Regions from separate parts of the Mus musculus genome. Here region 1 is linked to region 2. Evidence: chromatin contacts called from ENCODE POLR2A ChIA-PET data. All regions are on one chromosome and are shown on one strand. Each heading gives the region's core, a stretch centred on a gene start or an enhancer-like site at or near the end of the contact. The rest is flanking DNA. Distances are from core to core; before and after follow the strand shown. Region 1 holds the start of Tpgs1 (tubulin polyglutamylase complex subunit 1). Region 2 holds the start of C2cd4c (C2 calcium-dependent domain containing 4C).

Region 1 (5,716 bases), core at 1,686-4,185, 55 kb before region 2:
ACAGCTTTGGGACAGTAGAGTCAGTGTCTCTCTCCTGCCACCATCATCAGCATGGTAGCTAGGAAGGTTTGCAGGGGCTGCAGCCTGAGGGTGTAACTCCTGGCTTGGCCTCTAGTGGCCACGTCTCCAGCCATCTTCGGGTTGAACAATAACCCTAAGTGGCTCTCACAGGCTGGCAGGGAGGTGACTGGTGAGGGCATCATGGCTGTGGCCTATGGAGACCTGGGAGGGACTCCCCCCAGCTCTGATGCTCTGGTGGCCTCACAAACTCAGGCTCTCAGGTCTTGAGAATTGGACTGGCTACTGCTGGCAGGCCTCAGTGGTGGGGTTGCCATGTGTGCAGGCTTCAGGCCGAGCACTGCACAGGGACCCACTCTCTCCATACACATCACTCACAGGGTGTTAGGTGGGGAACAGTGGTTTTCCCTGGGGAAGAAAGAGCCTAGCTCTGTGAGCCATCAGACAGATGGGGCTGTGGCTTCTAGGGTAATTCCCAGATGCATCTCTAAGGATTCCACCTGCCTGCTGGCTCCCCCCCACCCCCCCGCCCTTTGCTCTCCTATGTGGCTGACAGTTAGTGATATAACACTAGTTCCTGGGGTGAGTGTGGGGCATTGGGCTATACACAGACAGGCTAGTCTTCAGTAGAGCTGAGGTCTGAACCCCGGAATGGTCATAATTCACCTACATGACATGGTAGGTGTTCCCTCGTGCTCCTGGAACTCTGGCTCCTGTCTAAGTTACCACCCCCTCACAGCCCCACAAGAGAAGCATGGCTAAGAAGTCACGTAGGCAATGGCCCAAGCTTCTGACCTTGGCTAAACTCCTCCGCAGTTACCTAGCAACAGTAAAGACCATAAAAGGGGCTGTTAGGCCCCTCCTCACCTCTCTCTTACCCCTCACTCTCACCCTCTCCTCCCTCCTCTCTCTTACTCTTTCTCCCTGCCTTTCTACAATAAAGCTCTAAAACCACAGTCTCTGCTCATCAAGATCCGCTGCACTCACTCTCGGCCGGTGTGGGAACCTCTCTTCCCCTTTCCCTCTCTCCTATAACCCTGGGGCCTGTTTAGAGAAGTAGCCCCGGGGCTCCCAGGTTGGGCTGCCCCTTGTCCACCCCCCCCCCCAAAGAGTACGTCAGAGGCTTGGATGCCCACCTGGGGCTGAGTGGAAAGAGTCTGGTAGCCCTCTCACGTCTGCCTGACCAGAGCATAGGTGGAACTCTGGCGGGACGTGGGTCTTTCCTCCCTCTCTTCCCCAGGGTCCCTTTTTAGTTCCCACAGGTGAGTAATGGCCCCAAGTTTGGGTCCACACAGAACCTCAGAATATGGTAAACACACAGCTTTCAGCTGGTTAAAATGAGGCCTTGCCAGAGGATGGCAGGTAAGGATCCAGTGACTGGCACAGAAACCAGGTAGTGAAGGACACAGAGACCTGGTGACATGATCACAAAGCTTGCCCCAGATCCTCAGGTGAGGCTGACTTCAACTCACAGAAAACACTTCTATTTTAAATCCCTAGGTTCATTGCTCTTCATCCCTGGGAGAATTCCGGATGCCCCCAGTAAGCAGTTTGTTCCTCCCCTGGGCACCTCACGGTGTGGTCTTGTGTGCGTATTCTCTGCTGATACCTTCAGTCTCCCACTCACATACCCCAATGCTGTCCTAGCTGAAGACTGTCCGTCTACATTCTCGCTGGTTTTCTCCCTTTGTGCCTGTACCCCTCCCCTCTAGCCACATGGGCCCGCCATGCTCCACCCTTCCCTTCTTGGCTACCATCTTGGATACTGAGCCCCTTCCCTCTGGTGCAGAGATGTCTGGTCTGCTCAGCTGGAAATGTATGATCTCTGGACTTTCACTTCCCTAGGGAAGGCCTGAGCTACTGTTGCCCAACGTCTTCCTCCTTGCGGCCCCCTCCCCTGCTCTCCTCCCTGAGTCTTCCTCCAAGCACCCTTTGGAAAGCCACTCCCATGCTGAGACCCTCAGGCATTTGGTCACCCCCTGGCTGATGATGCCCTACTGATCAGCTTCCCTCATCCACTATGCAATGAAAAAGCGTCCTTAGTCGTCACCTACACTGGAACTACTCCCACTGCGGAGCTCCCTGCAGGGTTCACGTCAGGCTCTAGACCAGCCTGTGCTCTGCGTGTGCATCTAAGGAACTTCTGTCTGGGGCCTGGGGCCTGAGTACACAGGCTGTCCATCTCCTGGACAAGCACCACACTATTTATACTACCTTGCTGGGCTTCTTGACCTCCCAAAACCCTTGGCTGCGAGGGCAAAATGGACTCGGGTTCAAAAGCAACCTCCTCCAGGCCGTAATCACCTGGAAGCTCATGCAATAGATGGACGATGGATTACAACCCCCAGCACTTCCTACCCGGACCACAATATCCAGTACACCCCGCGCACACTGCAGGCGAAATCGATGCGAGGCGTGCCGAGAACCTTAAACCTGCCTCAAGCCGACCAGACCCGGGAAAAGAGGAAAGACCACTACTCCCGGAAACGCCCCGCGCCGGCGGCGAGTTGCTCCCGCGCGGGGCCTGTCGGGAATTGTAGTTCTGGTACCCCCGTCCGCCATCGGTCCGCACCTCTGCGAGTGGTGAGCCAGGCGAAGGTGCCACAGCGCGCGGCCCAGGCGCTGTTGCTGCAGGAGGAGCTGGCCCGGGGGCTCCCCGGCGCCTCCGTTGGTCGGCGAGCGTAGACCCATGTTCTCGAAGTAGTGCGCCAAGAAGGCGATGGGCTCCTCGGGCCGGATCTCCAGCACCTTTAGGAGGGCTGCGCGCAGCATCTCCGTCACGCCGAGCTGCCGTAGGAAGTCCTCCTCGCTCTCAGCGGCCGCCGCCGCCTGAGACACCGACGTCCGGCCACTGTCCGGGAAATTGGCCGCTGGTGCTACTGCCGGCCGCCGTTTCTCCACTGCCGCCATCTTTGTTGGGGGCAGCGGGACCGGAAGCGCCGCCATAATTCACGGCGCGATGAGGCGCCTTCCCTCGACGACCATTTTTGTTAAGGGCAGAGGCAGCGGCCCCCCTCTCTGAGAATCTCGATAGTAACAAGCGCAAGCGACCTTTTCCCCCTGTGCCCCTGGCTTTCTCTGTGTGCGTTTTCCTGCTACTCCATGACTGCATCTTCTAGCTTCGGTCTGGAATTGTGAGCTTGCCAGACTTCAAAATGGTCCCCCAGGAAGGGCTTGGTTTCTGGCTTGAAGCGCGATACCTTGCCATCTTGGTAGTGGGCAAGTCTTCCTAAGCATGGTCTCCTAGCAACCAGGCACCCTGGGTACCAGATAAACCCCGCAAAGCTCACCAGGAATCTAGGGCTGAAAGCGGAGTTCAAACCGTTTTCTGCGTTTGCTCCCAGACTCGGCCTGGGCTCTCCCGGGTTTTTGGCCTCACTTAGTCTCCTTCCGAGCGTTAAGGTGCCTGAGCGGAGTTGTCACCAGATTCCTTCCTTTCCCAGACTGTTACCATTTCTGACCACCAGAGGGGGGTGCTCTCTTTGCAATTCTGAACTGCTGTGGCTTTCTAGTATCCTCGCATGTCCCTTTTCTGTGTTATCTTTGGCTCTTTATCTACTGACATACTTTTTATTCCCTTGTCTGGCATCCATACCGCTCTTCGTGTTTTCCCAGGTTACCCCCCAAGTACTTTTTCTAAGCCACTGGATATCTCCTTAGTTACTCTTGTTAAATGCAGGCATTTCCCAGCCTAGTATCCTGTTGCTCGACCTACCAAAGAAAACTGGGATGTGTGACTGTCTCCAGGGACTCTGGCTGTAGGGATAGGTGATGTACAAAGCCTTCCTATTCACAGTACGAAAGAATATGCCAGTGGCTAGATACGGGGCTTTTATTTAGCTCTGGGCCAGCAGGCAGAAAAGCCCAGAAGTCAGGAGAAACTTATAGATGTGCTGACCACCAAGGAAAGAGGCCACACTATCATCTTGATGCCCCAAATCCTGCAGCTGGTCACTCTCTGCCTCCTTTAGTCTGGCATAATGGAGCTTCATAGGTGTGTACATGAGCTAGTGTCTGGGCGAGGACCTGGCCGGTAGCATTTCCACAGGCGGTAGGCAAGGAAGACCAGTGCAAGCAGCCCCAGCACCAAGCTGCCAATCCATAGGACGACGGTGGAGGCTGAAAGAGTAGGAAGAGAAAGGCTGCCATCAGTCCCAGTGCCTGTGGGCTCCACAGAGGGAACATACATAGGCCCTTACAGTTTAAAAGTGGACTTAACTAGCCAGCCTCTACTTGGGTAGAAAACAGCCACCCAACCAGACATACTCAAAGACAGCATGGAAGAATGAATCTACTTAAAGGGAAGCTTTTGTTTCTAAATTACGGTCTCACTCTGTAGCTTAGGCTGACATTGACCCTTCTTCTTCTACAGCTCAAGTACTTAGATCATAGCTTGTGTGCCATCGTGCCCAGCTTAGTTCTGTTTTGTTTTGTTTTGTTTTGTTTTGTTTTGTTTTTTGTCTGTTTTGTTTTGATTTTTTGAGACAAGAGTCTTCTATGTAATCCTGGCTGTCTGTCCTGGAACTTGCTCTGTAGACCAGGATGTCCTTGAACTTAGAGATACACCTGCCTCTGAGATTAAAGGTATGTGTCACCACCACCACCTGGCTTAAGGTTTATTTTTTTAATGTTTATTTTGTGTGTGTGTGTGTGTGTGTGTATCTGTGTGTATGCCACAAATGCAGGTACACTTGGAAGTCAGAGGAGGATGTCAAGTCTCCAGGGTCCTGGAGTTACAAGTGGCTATGCGTTTCTTGTCTCTGCCTCCTGAGTGCTAGGATTAAAGACATGCGCAAACACACCTGGCGTCTTATTTGCATGTGCAGGAGTTATTTTAGTGTTGATGTACATATGTGTACCATGCACACATGGTGCTCTGGGAGGCCAAAAGTGTGGGTTACATTCCCTGAATCTGGAGTTACAGATGTTTGTGAGCTATCACATGGGAAGTGAACCCAGGTTCTCTGTAAGACCAGTAAGTACTCTTTAATTTCTGAGACATCTGTTGCTTCAGACTCAATTAACGTATTTAAAAAATCAACCATTAAGACATGTGTCATGGGCTGGTGAGATGGCTCAGCAGGTAAGAGCACTGACAGCTCTTCTGAAGGTCCTGAGTTCAAATCCCAGCAGCCACATGGTGGCTCACAACCACCCGTAATGAGATCTGATGCCCTCTTCTGGTGCGTCTGAAGACAGCTACAGTGTACTTATGTATAACAATAAATTTAAAAAAATGTGTCACAGTGGTGTGCACCTGTTATCTCAGCACTGAAGAGGTTGAGGCAAGATCACGGTCACTTTTAGCTATGATGCAAGTTTGAAGCCAGCCCCGGGTATGTGAAACTAAAGTTAAATAGCTATGAAGTCAGCCCCGGGCATCTGAAACCAATGTTAAATTTTTTTTTCACTTTTTGTTTCACTGGATCTTCCTGTCTCTGAAAGACTGCAAGGTGCCCCGAGTTCTAAGAGGTCTCCAGACAGGAAAGCATACTGAACATGGGGAAACTGAGGCTAGGCATGGTACAGACTCCTGCTAGTGTTTTAGTCCCATTTGTCCCTCCCTCCCAGGGCCCCAGACTCACAGGAATTCGGGGTCACCTGGCCAGGAACATACAGATTGGTCACCTGCCCGCCAGGGTCCTGGCGGCACTGGAACCAGCCCTCTACCATGGGACCTGGGGGCAGCACGCTTAGC
Region 2 (5,434 bases), core at 505-3,004:
TCTCTCTCTCTCTCTCTCTCTCTCTCTCTCTCTTCCTTCCTTCCTTCCTTCCTTCCTTCCTTCCTTCCTTCCTTCCTTTCTCTCTCTCTCTCTCTTTCTTTCTTTTTTTTGAGACAGGGTTTTCTCTGTGTAGCCCTGGCTGTCCTGGAACTCACTCTGTAGACCAGGCTGGCCTCGAACTCAGAAATCTGCCTGCCTCTGCCTCCCAAGTGCTGGGATTAAAGGTGTGCGCCACCACTGCCAGAGGGCCTTCATTTCTAAGCTTCCAGGTACATCAGTGCAGGAGCCAGCAGTTGTGCTCAGGTATGGGAGCCAGCCTTTGGGGTCCTTTGCTGCTTGAGTTATGGGAGCCAGGCTCTGGGGTGAGTCAGGACACCCTTGGCTAAGATGCTTGCTCACCTATAGAGGCTCAGAGGTTGGGAGACTTACCTGCCATCACACAGAGGGAAGTATGGTCAGCCACAGGATTGAAGCGCCAGTAGAGCAAGCCCAAGGCACCTGGTTCCTGGGGGCTGTGATCCTGTAGCTAACCTTAGGTTGAGCCTGGCCTTACCCTGCTAGGTCTCTTTTGCCATGGCTGATGGATGGCAGTTTCTTCCATTGCCCTCTAGATTTCCTGTTACAAGATTTTTGTTTGTTTTGTTTTTGTTTGGTTTGAGACAGTCTCACTATGTAACCTTGGCTGTCCTGGAACTTGCTATGTAGACCTGGCTAGACTCACATAGAGATCTGCCTGCCTCTGCTCCCCTCCCCCTCCAAATGCTGGAATTAAAGGTGTGTGTCACCACTCCAGGACTGTTATAGCTTTGTCATGGAGAGCCACACACCTATATTGTCATTCGCCGGTGTGTTGTTCCATGGCTACCTGTTTCATTGGTCACTAGGATAGCCATCAGACTGTTCCCAGCATCTGGGTCATTTGGCCATAGATGGGTACCAGATAAATGTAGGCCCATGGAAGGTGTATTACACCAAGTACCTGATGCTGAGCTGTGGAAACCCAGCCAACAGTGACCAGGCCTTTCTCTGGGTGGGTTGTTCTCCTAGAGTGAAATTGTCACCTCATCTACAAACGCTGAGGATGACTGACTCCCTGCTGGGTGGCCATGGGAACCAGAGATGGAGAAGGTCATGTAGAGGCTGATTGGGACTCAGTTCCCAATTCCAATCATTAGAGTTATTATTATTGGTTGAAGACCAGCTGGCTAGTGAAGGGATCTGTTGTGTTCCCCAGAGCTGAGAGGAGAGGCTGGGACTAGAAGTGGTACAGCTAGACTCAGCTGGATTCAGTGACACAAGCCCCGCCCCTCAGCTCCCCTTCCAGACTCTATGTATTCCATTCAGTCTAGCATCAGGAGGCTTAGATCAGTAGTCTGGGTCTTGCCCAGGACCACAGGCTATACAAGTTGGTATCACCCCTCACCCCTCACAGAACTCTTTCTCTGTACCAGGAGGCAATGCCCCATCCACCCTGTACCAGGCAGGTGGTTCAGTGCTACCAACCCTGCCCCTGGCTGGAACAATGTAGTCCAGACACTCCTGCCAGCTCCGCCCCTTCTTCAGGCTCCACCCTATTTACCAGTAGCTCCGCCTCCCCCCTCCTCAGCTTGAACCAGGAGACTGTCTCCTAGGCCCAGCTCCGCATGCAGACCCGCCCTATTTATATTAGGAGCCCTGCCCCCGATTCCCCGCCAGTTCGGGAGGCCCCGCCCCTCGCGGATTGCGAGGACGCGGGCGCGCGGCCGCAATCGGAGGAATACGGCTTGGTGGGCGGTTTCCCGCGCCGAGAGGAGAGCTGGCCACTGCGCTACCGCCTCGCTCGCAGCTGCGCCGGGCTGTAGCCTAGCTCCGCGTTCCGGAGTCGCCGCAGCCCGTGGGGCAGGTGAGCCCAGCGCGCTCCGCGCTACCCATACCCGGCGCACAGGGAGTCGGGGGCGCGGTCAGTTCGCTGCACCGGGCCCAGGGCTGTCGCCGCCTCCCCCAACGCACAGCGCAGCAGCTGAGTGAAGCCACAGGTGGGTGGCAGCTGGGGGCGGGGCCGGGATGCTCAGGCCTGTGGTTCCCTGGGGGGACCCCGATCCCCTGAGGTGGTGGTGGGTGGGTGCGCAGGATACAGGCCGGGCCCAGCTCGCGTGGGAGACTGACCCTGCTCAGGGCGCCCCAAGTGCTCAGCGTGATCCTACACTACGCTGGCTTCAACCCTAACAGGTGGTGACCCCTGAACCAGGTGTCAAGCCCATGGGGCCCTGGCGGATGACTCCCATGTACAGTACCACCCCCTGACATCCCTGACAGTCAGTTGACAGCTGGGCATAAATGCCAACTTCTTGATAACCCTAAGGTGACCCCTTAACACAAGTCCGACCCTTTGACAGCCCTGACAGGTGACATTTGAGCACAAGTGTCACTTCTGACTCCTATTTCTTTCCTCAGACTCCTGGTCTCTTGCCTGTCGCCCTCATGAGAAAAACCAACATGTGGTTCTTGGAACGACTTCGGGGGTCTGGGGAGAACGGAGCCAGCCGCGGTGAGGCTGGGGACAAGTCTTCCAAGGGTCCCTTGTATAGCAACGTGCTGACTCCGGACAAGATCCCCGACTTCTTCATCCCGCCCAAGCTGCCCTCTGGCCCCACAGAGGCTGAGGGACAGGCGGACCTGGGCCCCTCCACCTCAGAGCAAAACCTGGCTTCACCTGGGCCCCGTCGAGCACCTCGCAGTCCCCGGCTGCCGGCCAAGTTGGCCTCAGAGAGCAGGAGCCTGCTGAAGGCAGCCACACGACATGTGATTCAGATAGAGAGTGCGGAGGACTGGACAGCCGAGGAAGCCACCAACGCTGACCCCCAGGCGCAGGGTGCCATGTCATTGCCCTCTGTGCCCAAGGCTCAGACATCCTATGGCTTTGCCACACTGGCCGAGAGCCCCCACACCAGGCGCAAGGAGTCCCTTTTCCACAGTGAGCACGGGGCCCTGGCCCAGGTCGGATCCCCTGGTGCTGGCCGCCGGCGAGCAGGGGCCAAGGGCAATGGAGGTGATGGGGGATCCCGGGAGGTTGGGGGGGCCCTGATGAGCCCTAGCCGCTACTTCAGTGGCGGGGAAAGTGACACAGGGTCCTCTGCTGAGTCGTCCCCCTTCGGGTCCCCTCTGCTGTCTCGCTCTGTATCGCTGCTCAAGGGCTTCGCCCAGGACAGCCAGGCCAAAGTGAGCCAGCTGAAACAGTCGGTAGGTCGCCATGGCTCCCTGTCTGCGGATGATAGCACACCAGACACCAGCCCAGGTGTCCGTCGCCGCTTGTCCCGCAGGGCTACCCCGGAGCCAGGCCCGGAGTCTGGCCAGGCACCACGTGGAGAGCACACAGTGAAGATGGGCACCAGGGGCAGCGTGAGGCTGCTGGCCGAGTACGAGGCTGCTCAGGCCCGCCTGCGTGTGCGCCTGCTGGCGGCCGAGGGCCTGTATGACCGGCCCTGTGATGCCCGGAGCATCAATTGCTGCGTGGGGCTGTGCCTGGTGCCCGGGAAGCTGCAGAAGCAGCGGAGCACCATCATCAAAAACAGCCGCCACCCCATCTTCAACGAGGACTTCTTCTTTGATGGCCTGGGGCCAGCCAGTGTGCGTAAGCTGGCCCTCAGGATCAAGGTGGTCAATAAGGGTAGCAGCCTCAAGCGGGACACACTCCTGGGGGAGGAGGAATTGCCACTGACCTCCCTGTTGCCCTTTCTGTGAGGTCATTGGTTCCTCCCTTCTATACTTAGCTCAGCTGAGCCGGGTGAGGGTGGGCGGGGCCTCTTGCCCCGCTTTCCCTGGGTCTCTTAGTGGAGTGCGCTTAGGAGATGGGCTGCTGGGGCAAATATTGCTGACTGGAACCCCTTCCCCCTCCACCTTGGCCCATCCACATAGAGTTGTGGGGTTCGTAGCAGTCCCAGGATCCTGGTACCTAAGGCAGCTGGGACCCAGAACAGAGTTTCCTGAGTGTGGAACTTGTCCCCCGCCCCCCGCCCCCCCCCCCCCCCCCCGCTTGGCTGCACGCGGGTGTTTTTCCCGCACGGCCCGGTTGCTCAGATGCTCCGATAACTTCTTTGAGACTTCCCCCAGTCTGTGGGAAGTCATCCTCCCTGGCCAGGCTGGCTCCAGGTAGGCCTAACCTCCCAAGTTCTGGCGCTGATGTGCCATCTAGAGCTACAGGAGGGCTTGGCTGCGGGAATCAAGAAAGCCAGAGTGCACAGAGAGCCGAAGGAGGCGGTGACTCTTGGCTGATGGCTCTTTGGCACAGGCTTCCCTCCACTCCTGCTGATCAACCAGAGCCACCTGTAACCCAGGAGCTTCTGCCTCAAGTCTGTGGCTCTATCCTCATCTTGCAAGCTACAAACCACTTTCCCAGGGTGCCCTTGGCAAGTCGCCCTTTGCTCCAGAATGTAAATAGGCTATAGCTGTGGTGGGTGGGCTGTGTGTATGTGTGTGTGTGTGTGTGTGTGTATGTGTGCCCGTGTGCACGCACTTGTGTTGGGGGGCAGGGTTCTAGGTTGTTTATGTGTGTGTCTTTCCTGCACAGGAAATCCTCATGGGGTGGGATACATGGGTCCCTGAATGGCTGCTGTGTTTTGCACAAACTCTAAGACTCAGAACAGAATGGACCGCCTGTTGGATAATGGCAGATAAGGGAGGGTCCAGCATTCCTTTGTCTTTTGCTGTTTCCTTAAACTCCCAAAGCCCTTGTCCCTCTAGAAAAGGGTTTTGAGATTGATTGCTTGGACCTTTGAGGTGAGCCAAGCACCTAGGAGTTGAACCCCTACCCAACCCCTGTGCCTGGTCCCCATTGTCTCTGGGACTAGGGTACATCCAGGACCTGGGCTGGTCAGTTGGAGTGGTGGACAGAGGGCCCCAGGGGTCTCTTGCTTTTTTCTGTCTCCCATCTTCTATGCTCTGTGGGGCCCTGTTTTTTATACCCTGCACTGTTTGATATCTCTGTTTGCAGTTGACTGTACGTGAATCTTTTAAGACGCCTCCCCCAAATGTGTTTGTTTATAATGCTGTTTTGAGTGCAGTAAAGGTGTTTGGGGAGTGCGGGGGTGCAGGCCTGCTTGATTTGTGTTTAATAACAACAGGAGTTTAACCGTGGCTGCTGGCAAGGTGGGGGAGCCTGAGGTGAGGAAGGCCTTTCTCACACTCCTACTCTCTACTGCTTGGGGTTGAACAGAAGAAGATAGAAAAGGGAGGGAGACCCTGGCCGTTGTGAAGAGGGCTCACAGGTCCCACGGCTGGGCTCTGTCCTCAGTCTCTATCCACACAACTCAGCCTGTCCCTACAACAGCCCGCAGAGTGGACATTGTGGATATCCCATGAAGCGCTGGAGGCCTGTGGACTCTGTCCAGCTATCTGGTAGAGGTTGGGAGGGGAGACAAGTTGTGCAGGCCCCAGAGAGATATCTCCATCTTCTTTC

The links. ChIA-PET counts read pairs that join two places held with the same protein, here RNA polymerase II (POLR2A).
Region 1: POLR2A ChIA-PET joins it to region 2 with 14 read pairs in embryonic stem cell. The contact joins the promoter of Tpgs1 here to the promoter of C2cd4c in region 2. POLR2A ChIA-PET finds 5 or more read pairs at or near these places in 4 of 5 experiments (Patski and embryonic stem cell).

The regions. Positions count from the first base shown.
Region 1 is chr10:79,666,658-79,672,373 of GRCm38, reverse strand. It overlaps Tpgs1 (tubulin polyglutamylase complex subunit 1), which reads right to left and starts at 2,935. Exons shown (of 2, transcript NM_148934.3): 1 at 2,591-2,935. The coding sequence starts at 2,928. It overlaps Madcam1 (mucosal vascular addressin cell adhesion molecule 1), which reads right to left. Exons shown (of 5, transcript NM_013591.3): 4 at 5,604-5,716; 5 at 3,832-4,137. The coding sequence ends at 4,007.
Region 2 is chr10:79,610,338-79,615,771 of GRCm38, reverse strand. It overlaps C2cd4c (C2 calcium-dependent domain containing 4C), which reads left to right and starts at 1,754. Exons shown (of 2, transcript NM_198614.3): 1 at 1,754-2,015; 2 at 2,434-5,434. The coding sequence starts at 2,461. The coding sequence ends at 3,720.